2 separate regions of the Homo sapiens genome follow, and region 2 is linked to region 1. A link is an interaction called in ENCODE POLR2A ChIA-PET data of the cell type or tissue named here. Cell type or tissue: OCI-LY7. All regions are shown on one strand.

The links. Peaks named below come from ENCODE experiments on the same cell type or tissue, not always from the same donor. Only the 100,000 strongest peaks of a DNase experiment are listed, where the experiment ranks them.
Region 2: POLR2A ChIA-PET joins it to region 1 with 5 read pairs; 1 of 35 experiments calls an interaction of 5 or more read pairs at or near these places.

Annotation. Positions count from the first base shown.
Region 1 is chr10:92,714,228-92,719,227 of GRCh38, reverse strand. No RefSeq gene overlaps it. Among named protein-coding and RNA genes, the nearest start is that of HHEX, 27 kb to the right of the region's middle. In OCI-LY7, no CTCF peak of the experiment used is centred here; a DNase peak (open chromatin) is centred at 4,877; H3K27ac peaks cover 692 bases.
Region 2 is chr10:93,749,217-93,754,216 of GRCh38, reverse strand. LOC101927013 (a long non-coding RNA gene) reads left to right here. Exons shown (of 3, transcript XR_246160.5): 2 at 4,233-4,410. Among named protein-coding and RNA genes, the nearest start is that of LGI1, 6.2 kb to the left of the region's middle. RefSeq lists an enhancer at 4,133-5,000. In OCI-LY7, no CTCF peak of the experiment used is centred here; a DNase peak (open chromatin) is centred at 2,176.

The sequences.
Region 1 (5,000 bases):
GGGTCTGCCCCAACCACAGCAGGGTTGGTGAGCACCAGCCATCGGAGCAAGCCATATAAACACAGGGGCCAGGAAGAGATTTCTTATTGGTTTCAGAGAGTGAGATGGGTGTGTCAGAAAGGAGAGTCCATGGAATGATCTAGAGACTTCCAGACATTTTATTTTGACTTTGTGTCTCATTCATCCAGGTATCCTTTCTGAAGTCTTTTGTTGTTTTTGTTTTTGTTTGTGTTTTGAGATAGAATCTCACTCTGTTGTCCAGGCTGGAGTGCAGTGGTGCAATCTCTGCTCACTGCAACTTCTGCCTCCCGGGTTCAAGCAATTCTCCTGCCTCAGCCTCCCAAGTAGCTGGGATTACAGGTGCCTGCCACCACGCCCAGCTAATTTTTGGATTTTTAGTAGAGACGAGGTTTTGCTATGTTGGTCAGGCTGGTCTCAAACTCCTGACCACAAGTGATCCACCCGCCTCGGCCTCCCAAAGCACTGGGATTACAGGAGTGAGTGACCACACCCGGCCATCTCTGAAGTTATAGCATACAAGATGAAACACGGACTACTGACCAAGGCCGTTGCTGAGTGCCTCGGTATCACCCAGAACCTCCACCCAATCTCCAGGATGGCTTTTGGTTCTAGAAATACCCACAACAATTCTGTTACTATCTTTACGGATCCTGGCTTTCTATTTTGGTTCCAGGTTCCCAGACAATAAAACATCAACATCCAGCCTCTATTTTCCGAACGGTGTTCACAGAATATTAATTCTAAGGGAAATAATGAGTGCTACACAAGCAAAGGGTTCTATGATCAAACAAACTTTAGGGACACTTTGTTAAACAAAGTTAAATTTATTTCTCAAGGCCAAGTGTGGTGGCTCATGCCTGCAATCTCAACACTTTGGGTGGCCGAGGCTGGTGGATTGCCTAAGGTCAGGAGTTTGAGACAACCCTGACCAACATGGTGAAACCCCGTCTCTACTAAAACTACAAAATTAGCCAGGTGTGGTGGTGCACGCCTGTAATCTCAGCTACTTGACAGGCTGAGGCAGGAGAATTGCTTGAACCTGGGAGGCGGAGGTTGCAGTGAGCCGAGATTGTGCCATTGCACTCCAGCCTGGGCAACAAGAGCAAGACTCCATCTCAATATATATGTATTTCTCTATTTTGCAGGAATTCTCAGGGTCTTTAAGATATGAATGTGCCATGTAAATATCCAGAAGAGGATAAGACATGACAAATTTCTCAAGTTTATTCGACCCTAGGATCCTTTCTTTCTCATATCCCACACTCTGTGAGGCTGGCATACACAAGAGAAAAATGGATAACCAGCCGGGCGCGGTGGCTCACGCCTGTAATCCCAGCACTTTGAGAGGCCAAAGCGGGCAGATCACCTAAGGTCAGGAGGGAGCTCGAGACCAGCATGGCCAACATGGCAAAACCCCATCTCTACTAAAAATACAAAAATTATCTGGGCATAGTGGCGGGCACCTATAATCACAGCTACTCGGGAGGCTGAGGAAGGAGAATCGCTTGAACCCGGGAGGCAGAGGTTGGTTGCAGTGAGCCAAGATTGTGCCACTGTGCACCAGCCTGGGTAACAGAGTGAGTGAGACTCTGTCTCAAAAACAAAACAAAAAAAAACCCCGCAATGTGTCAAATAAATACATTAAAAAATGGATAACCTATAAGACATACAAAACCATAATTTTGTTTTAGTCCATCAGCGAATTGCGCTGTTATACAAAGCAATCAAGGGAACTGAATTCCTAAGGCTCACAAGTCCTTCCAAAAAGGGACAAGACACACCAGCTGTTTCCTCTTTTGGCAGAGAATGGGAAGAACAGACAATCATCAGAAAACTGGATAAGAAGAAAACAAATTCTTACCGGCAAAGGATAAGCTAGCATGGCAGTTTAGAAGCCCTGAGCACGCTGGACACAGAGAAATCCCCATCTGCTTGCCATCCTTTTCCACTGGCCTCTACTCGGCATGCATGAGAAAGACTGGAAACAGCACAGTAGGCCTGGGAGACCCTTCCCCCTTGGTGGTACAGCCCTACAGCACCTGCCAAGGTTTTAGGGTGGAGCAGGCATACCTAGGGAAGCCCATTCATGCTTTGAGCCTTGTCTGAGGACAAGGTAGTGCCTGTCTGCCCCTGGGGGAGGGGCAAGAAACACACTCTGATATAAATTAGCGGTCTACTATTGCCAGGTGAAGGACAGAAATCTCTCTTGGGCCCCAGACACTCCACCACTACAAAGTCAGAGTTCAGTAGCTACAGGAGAAAGGGGAGGAAACCTGCCTGTGCTCTAGATCCAGAACTCAGCAGGAAGCAGAGGTTATCCCTAGGAGAAGCCCTGAAATGTTAAAAAAAAAAAAAAAAAAAAAAAGTTACCACTCCAAGAAATTATGCATGTCAATGAAAGGGTCAAATCAAGGTAGACAGGGACAGACTGGCTGGTTGGGAGACTGGGGAGAAATACAAGGACAGTATAGTGGGCACTGATGTTAGCAGACCTGGCCCAGGATCCAGGGTCACCCCCTAATAGCTACATGACTTTTGCAATGTTATCCAAAGTCTCCAAGTCTTAGTTTCCTACATGTAAAAAGGGTGAGCCGGCCACGTTGGATCATGCCTGTAATCCCAGCACTTTGGGAGGCCGAGGTCGGCGGTCACTTCAAGTCAGGCGTTCAAGACCAGCCTGGCCAACATGGTGAAACCCTGTCTCTACTAAAAATACAAAAGTTAGCTGGGCATGATGGCAGACGCCTGTAATACCAGCTGCTCAGGAGGCTGAGGCAGGAGAATCGCTTGAACCTGGGAGGTGGAGGTTGCGGTGAGCAGAAATCATGCCACTGCACTCCAGCCTGGGTGACAGAGCGAGACTCCACCTCAAAAAAAAAAAAGAAAAAAAAAAGGTGAGAGTAATGGAATCTTCCCCAGAGGAATGCTGGGGAACTTGGAGCCATGTAAAACACGTGGCATAGTGCCTGGCACATAGAAAACAATCAATTGCTTTGATTCCAGCAGTTGTTGGAAACTGATAAGGAGCGGTTGCAAAAGGCACTTTCCTATTTGTAGAGGAAATTAGTTGTTTTTACCTGACAATCTTTCAGTTCCTCTTCTTCTGTTAACATCTCCCTAGTTTTCTTCCAGGAAGCCCCTTATCCACAATCAATTTACGTGATTCATGTGGCACTGACCCCTCCCCATCCCTACCTTTAGGAGTAGGGATATGACCACATCCTGGCCAACCATCATGTTCCATGTCTGGGCTGTAGCGATAAGTTCAAGGATGAACACGCATGTATGCCAAGGCAGCCCAATGAGAGACAGTCCTGAGACTTCTCATGAAACTATTCTATCTCCTAAAGTTGCTAAGCCTGAAGTTGTGAGGATTGGGAACAACTATAACTCTCAGGCATTGCTAGAGGGAATGCGACATGGTACAGCCACCAGGGTGGGCTGAATAAGTGTTCCCCCCAAAATTCATGTCCATCCTGAACCTAAAAATGTGACCTTACTTGAAAATAGAGTCTTTGCAGATATAATTAGTTAAAGTAAGATCATACTTGATAAGGGTGGGCTCTAAACCTAATGACTAGTGTCCTTAAAGGAAAAAACCGGTCGCTCACGCCTGTAATCCCAGCACTTTGGGAGGCCGAGGCAGGCAAATCACCAAGTCAGGAGATCAAGACCACGGTGAAACCCCGTCTCTACTAAAAATACAAAAAATTAGCCAGGCGCAGTGGCAGGCACCTGTAGTCCCAGCTACTCAGAGGCTGAGGCAGGAGAATGGCGTGAACCCGGGAGGCGGAGCTTGCAGTGAGCCGAGACTGAGCCACTGCACTCCAACCTGGGCGACAGAGCAAGACTCGGTCTCAAAAAAAAAAAAAAAAAAAGGGAAAAACACAGAAAGACACAGGAGAGAAGGCCATGTGCAGATAAAGGCAGAGATTGAGTAACACAGTTACAAACCAAGGAATTCCAAAGTTTGCAGGAGCTACCAGAAGGTGAGAAGAGGAAGGAAGGGTCAGGCTAGTGGCTCATGACTGTCATCCCAATGACGGCAGCTGACCATGGCCACAGACCCAGGCCTCCTGCTCTACTGAGCAGGCAGGGGCCCTGCCCCCCTGGGTGGGGATACGGGCACCCAAACTGCAGCTGTGGACGCAAGCCTCCCCTCACTCTTGAGGGTGGCCAGGAGCAGGCAGGATCTGCCCTCCTGGGTGCAACTGCAGCCCCTGGACCTGCAGCTGTAGACCTGGGCCTCCTGCTCCACAGAGCAGGCAGGAGCCAGGGACAAGCAGAGGAAGAGGCTTCCAAGTTGGAGGGGTGGTAGCTCCCAGAGTGCAGCTGCAGCTGCCCTCCCAGGCACAGGACCCAGGCATCTCTGCAGCCTGCACCCGCGGGGGCCCAAGAAGGCCCCTCCCCAAACATACCTGCAGGCCTGGGGTTGTCTGCTCCCATTGCCTGGCCTCTCCTCTCCCAGTGCCTGCTCCAATCTCCAAGCAGGGTTGGGGCTGAGCCCCGGGGTCATGAATGGCAGCAGAAGGCAGACAGATTCCTGGAGGGAAGGGAGCAGGTTCCAGTAAGGCCACACCTTCAGGCCAGAGAGGGCCTGAAGGCTGGGGGCTGGGCTGCCAGTCCCGCAGACTGGAGTGGGGACTTGTGCCTCCTCCAGGTCACCTATGGCTGCCCATGGACCAATCAACACATACTTCCTCCCCTCTGAGCCCTGGGATCAGCAAGAAGAGGGCAGAGGATGGAGAGACAATGGCAAGACTAGCTGCAGAGAAGAGCTACCCTCTCTGCTGAGAGCAGAGATGCTCTTAACAACCCGCCTGTGGAGAGGAGCTACCCTCTCCAGGGCCTCGTCTCTGCTGAGAGCTGAACACTCCATGGGACAACCTGCCTACAGAGAGGAGCTACCCACTGTGGGTCTCCTCTGAGCTGTGCTAACACTAAATAAAGCTCCCCTTTGACTTCTTCACCTTTCACTT
Region 2 (5,000 bases), 1.0 Mb before region 1:
TGCATGGCATGCAGGTGCTATAAGGAACTATGCACAGTGGTGACACCAGAGGCTGCTGAAGAGGTGAGACAAACAATGCTCCCATCCAGGCCTGGGAGTCAGACTAAAGTCATGGAATTTTTCACCAGCAGCAGCTCAGCCTTGGTGGCCCAGCAGCAGTGACAGCCCTGCAGACATCAAAGGCACTGGGAAAGGATCCCAGCAGGGAGGCAGAGCAGAAGAGAAGGAAAATGAGGGACAAGGAATGATGTTTGGGAGCACATGTACAGTGTTCCCTGGACATCCTCAGAAAGACCAGAAGGGGGTTCTCGTCTGGGGGCTTCTGGTGGTTCTGGAAGAGCTGTTGAAAGCAGAGTGAGAAAGGAACAGCATGTGCCTGGTTATGATCCCAGTTTTCCCCTCAGGCTGGTGTGGCCTAGGAAACACACATTGTACAAGTAAACAAATCACTATTAGGAGGCTTAGAAGATCAAGCTTGGCCTTGCCTCCTTTTACAAACACTCAGACATGCAAACTGGTGTCATTTTAAGCAGCTTTCTCAACAGAGCAGGGTTTGCAAAGCTGCGTGTCAGATATGATAGTGGATCGGGACATCAATATCAATCTAGTGAGTACAAGTAGAATTTGAAAAATAAATCATTTCAAATACAAAATTGGAGCATATTGCACCAGTAAGGATAACTATTGCCTTGTGAAGCCTTTGTTTCCATTCTTTGTGTGTGTATGAAGGCACAGCTGTGATATAAATCATGCTTCTTTCAGTTTACAACCAAAAAAAAAAAAAGAAGAGAAAAGAAAAAGAAAGGGAAAAAAAAACTGCATGAGAGGATGCTAAAGATCCTTTCCCAACCCAGGAGTCCAAAATGGCAGGGAAGTGATCTTGACTCCAATAAATTTCACTTACTGGTTGAAGTTAGCAATTAGACCTGTCGGAATATTGTTTCTGTTCTTCACTGACTGTGTGAACTTAGGAAAGTTGATTAGCTTCTCTGTGCCTCATTTGCAACAAGGAAGTAAAAATAACAATACTATCTCTGCATTGTTGATATTAGGATTAGTGATGATGTACATGGAAAGAATGTTGCAAAAAAGGCACTGGACTACTGATAGTTCCACTGGAAATAAGTGGGAAGGGGATTGAGGGCCAATCTTTAAGATTATTTGGCAGTAGTGTGTCATTAGGACTCTTTGGTAGCAAGTGACAGACACTGACTCTGCCAACATAAGTGTAAAAGGACCTTGTTGCCATGGTGATTGAGTGACTCACAGAATCCAAGGAAGGGTTGACCAAGCAGGATTTAGAATGAAGGAACTTGTGAAAGCTTGGGAATCTATGTGGCAGGAGCTAATGGATGATGCCCTCTGGCAAATTCAGTCCAACCTGTTCTTATCCTTATGTTCCTCCCCAAAAGATGAGTATGGTGGACTGATCTTGGGTCAGGCACCCCTGCCCATTGCCCTGGGAAAGTGGGGCACCTTGACTGGCAATCTCACCAAGAGTGCACATGGTGGGAGAGAGGTGGTTCCACAAAAGCAAGTTGGGTACTGCTGTCAGAGCAGAGAGAACAGGCTGGGCAGGTGAAATCCAGCGATGCTCATTTGGGTAGGAGTGCTGGGCTCTGATAGCTAATATCATTGGCCCTTGCCCCTAACTCAACCTTATGGTTTTAAAGAGAAATGACCAGAAGACAATTTAGACAAATAGATATGAATACTTTCTCCAAGGACAGCTAAACTCGCATGTTCTAACTGTGGAATCAGGGGATTTTCACCTTTTATAGTCCATGAGAATAGAACTTGGGCCAAGAAAGGGGTTGAGAAGTAATAATAATGAAAGCTGACTCTTATAAAATGCGTATTATGTGCCAGCTGCCATTCTAAAGCACTTTACCCATATTAACTCACTTAATCCTCATAACAATCCCATGGGCTAGATAGATATTACTATTATTTCCCCTATATTAGCAGAAAAGGAAACAGAGGGTCAGGAGGTTAAGTCGTGTGCCCAGGGTCCTGTAGCTAGTGAAAGGTGGTGCTGGTATCGAAATTAGGTGTCCTGGCTCTGATGTCCACAGCATTAGCCACTGCTGGACACTGCCTCTCTGATGGGCTGTGTGGAATGAGGGATACCGTGAGCTGCTTCGGAGCTGGTAGCACCTCACTGGCTGGGCGCTACTATTGTACTACAATTCCCAGCATGCAACTGGGCTGGCTATCATCTTAACCCCTTCTTCACCAAAAGTTCCTCACTGTCTTGGGTAAAATCTTTTTTATTGGCAAAATCTGATCTCCCTCATGGATAATTATGCAATTGAGGCATAAATGTAGATATAAGTGGCAGCAGATAGGGGAGAGGGTAAGATTCTAAGTTAAAGTACCCTCCACATTTTTTAGTATTTGAAGGAAGACATTGGAGATTACTATGGGAAAGATTTTTTAACTTAGAAATGTGTACTATGAAAACGTCGATGGGGATGTTTTAAAGCACCCATTCTCAAAGTTGGCTACACTTTCGAATCACCTGGGGAATTAAAAAAAATACTTAAAGTTTGGGTCACATTCCTAGAGGTTCTGATTTAATTGGTCTAGGGTATGGCTGTTAAAAGCTCCCTATGAAATTCTAGAGAGTTCCCCATGGGTATAAAACAGGAGGCACAGCTTGTCATGCAGTGGGGGCATATGGGGAAGCATCAGGGCTGGTCAGGGGCCCGAGGGAGCAAGGGGAAAATGCAGACAAGAGCCTTTATTGTGATTTCTGCAGGAATGGTAATGCAAGACAGGGTAAACAGGCTCAGGATTGGCTCCTTTGAATAAGTTCAGTGAACTTTGGGGCACAGGGACTGTCCCTAGTTGTCTGTTACTGGCCCTGGGGTGATTAGAGTAGGTGGATGGTGGCCCCGAGAGACGGCCCAATAAAGGAAGTGATTGGGGGTATGGATACTGGATCGGTTGGTTTGCATAGGAAAGGTGCGCCCTCCCACGTGAGTCATTTACTGTTTCTCGGAATTGGCTAACCCTGGGAGTGGCAGTCCCTCCAGGGTCATCAGCACAGCCCCAGGTGTCAAAGCATCAGGATACAGAAAATTTAAAAACATGTTGAATGTATCCTTCCACTCTTCAGCAGAAAGCAGCTGACCGGGCTTAAAGAGAACTGGGAAGAGCTTGAAGCCTGGGGAACCATCCCATTAGGAATGGTGGTCTGCAGGGAAGGAAGCAGGAGGGCTAGTGAAACAAGGAGAATTTCAGCCATGGCTCTATTTAGTTTATCAAGATTCCAAACCTGTCACGGAATGACACCCAAGCGAATGGGAAGAAAGGCGGCAAGTTCTGCCTTTAAAAGCCTCCTTGTAGAGACCTCCGCACTCCCATGTTTACTGCAGCACTATTCGCAATAATCAAGATATGGAATCAAGTTAGATGTCCAACAACAGATGAATAGATAGAGAAAATGTAGCATATACACACCATGGAATACTATTTAGCCATTAAAAAACAGTGAAATCCTGCCATTCATGGCAACATGGATGTTGGAACTGGAGGACGTTATGTTAACGGAAATAAGCCAAAAACAGAGAGTTAAACACCACATGTTCTCATTCATACGTGGAAGCTTAAAAAAGTTGATCTCATAGGAGTAAAAAGTAGAACAGAGGATACTAGAGGCTGGGAAGGGTAGGGGGAGGTGGAGGGCATACAGAAAGTTTTGTTAAAGGACATAAAATTACAACTAGATAGGAGGAATAAGTTCTAGCGTTCTATACCACTGTAGAATGACAATAGTTAACAATAATAGAGTTTCAAATAGCTAGAAAGAGGATATTGAATGTTCCCAACACAAAGAAATGATAAATATCTGAGATGATGGATATGCTGATTACCCTGATGTATCAAAACATCGCTATGTGCCCCATGCATATGTACACTTATTATTTGTCAATTAAAAAATAAATATTTAAGAAAGCCTCCTTGAAGGCAGTACCCACAATTTATTTATCTTTTTATGCCCTTGATTAAATGATCATTACCTAGCAGAAACAGTTAAAATGGTCTTATAAAAGAGAAAAGTTAGTTTAGAGATGTGGGCTGGTACTTTGCTCTTAAAAAATAGAGTTTTTCTTAATTTTTATTACCAAAGTTAAGTATGCTGAATTTATACATTTCTATACCTGCCTTTAAACTCAAGCAGAACCTGAATTAACCATTGATTGGAGTTTATTGCTTATGTCCCCAAGGGAAGCGCCTCCTCTGGCTCATGCTGGTGGGAGAAAATGAACCAGCCCTGCTTTCTCTCCCTGGTTCAATTCCCAGCAAAGGAAAAACAATGTAATTCATGATGATGATGACAATGACAATGACGACAACAACAATAACCAACCTTTAACACATCCTTATAATGTGCCAGACCCTGCGGTAGGTGCATTAGAATAATTACCTCATTTAATTATTGTAACATAGTTTGGTTAATTTGCCCCCATTTTTCATATGAGCAAACTGAGGCATGGAGAGGCTAGGCAGCTTGCCCAAGAATAAGAGGCTGTGCTGGCTTGAAAGTGAGGCATTCAGACATTAGTGTCACATGCTCTTAATCGCTCCACAGCACCATCTCCTTGGATCGGAGTGATTTCCTGGAGCAAAGGTAATCTGATCTTATTCACACAGGAGCAGGCAATAACTGCCTGAGTACAGAACTCCTATGAGGCGATTGGTGTTGGAACCCTGAGTAGTCTAGTTACATAACCAGCATAACCCTTGGAAAAGCTGTCGCATAAGGGAAGGCTGCCTCTGGGACTAGAAGAAAGACTATGCCAAGATCTGGTTCTGCAATAGATGAGCTGTTTGACCTTGGGCTCAACGCTTCACATTTAGGCTCTGATTTTCAAAGGAAGTTCTTGGGCTGGGTAATCTCTGGAGATCCTGTCATGTAAGCAGCCCCTGCCAGCACTCCTACTGGGGAGTGATTACCATAAAGACAAGGAAAGTGTTAAGCAGGTTCTTGCACC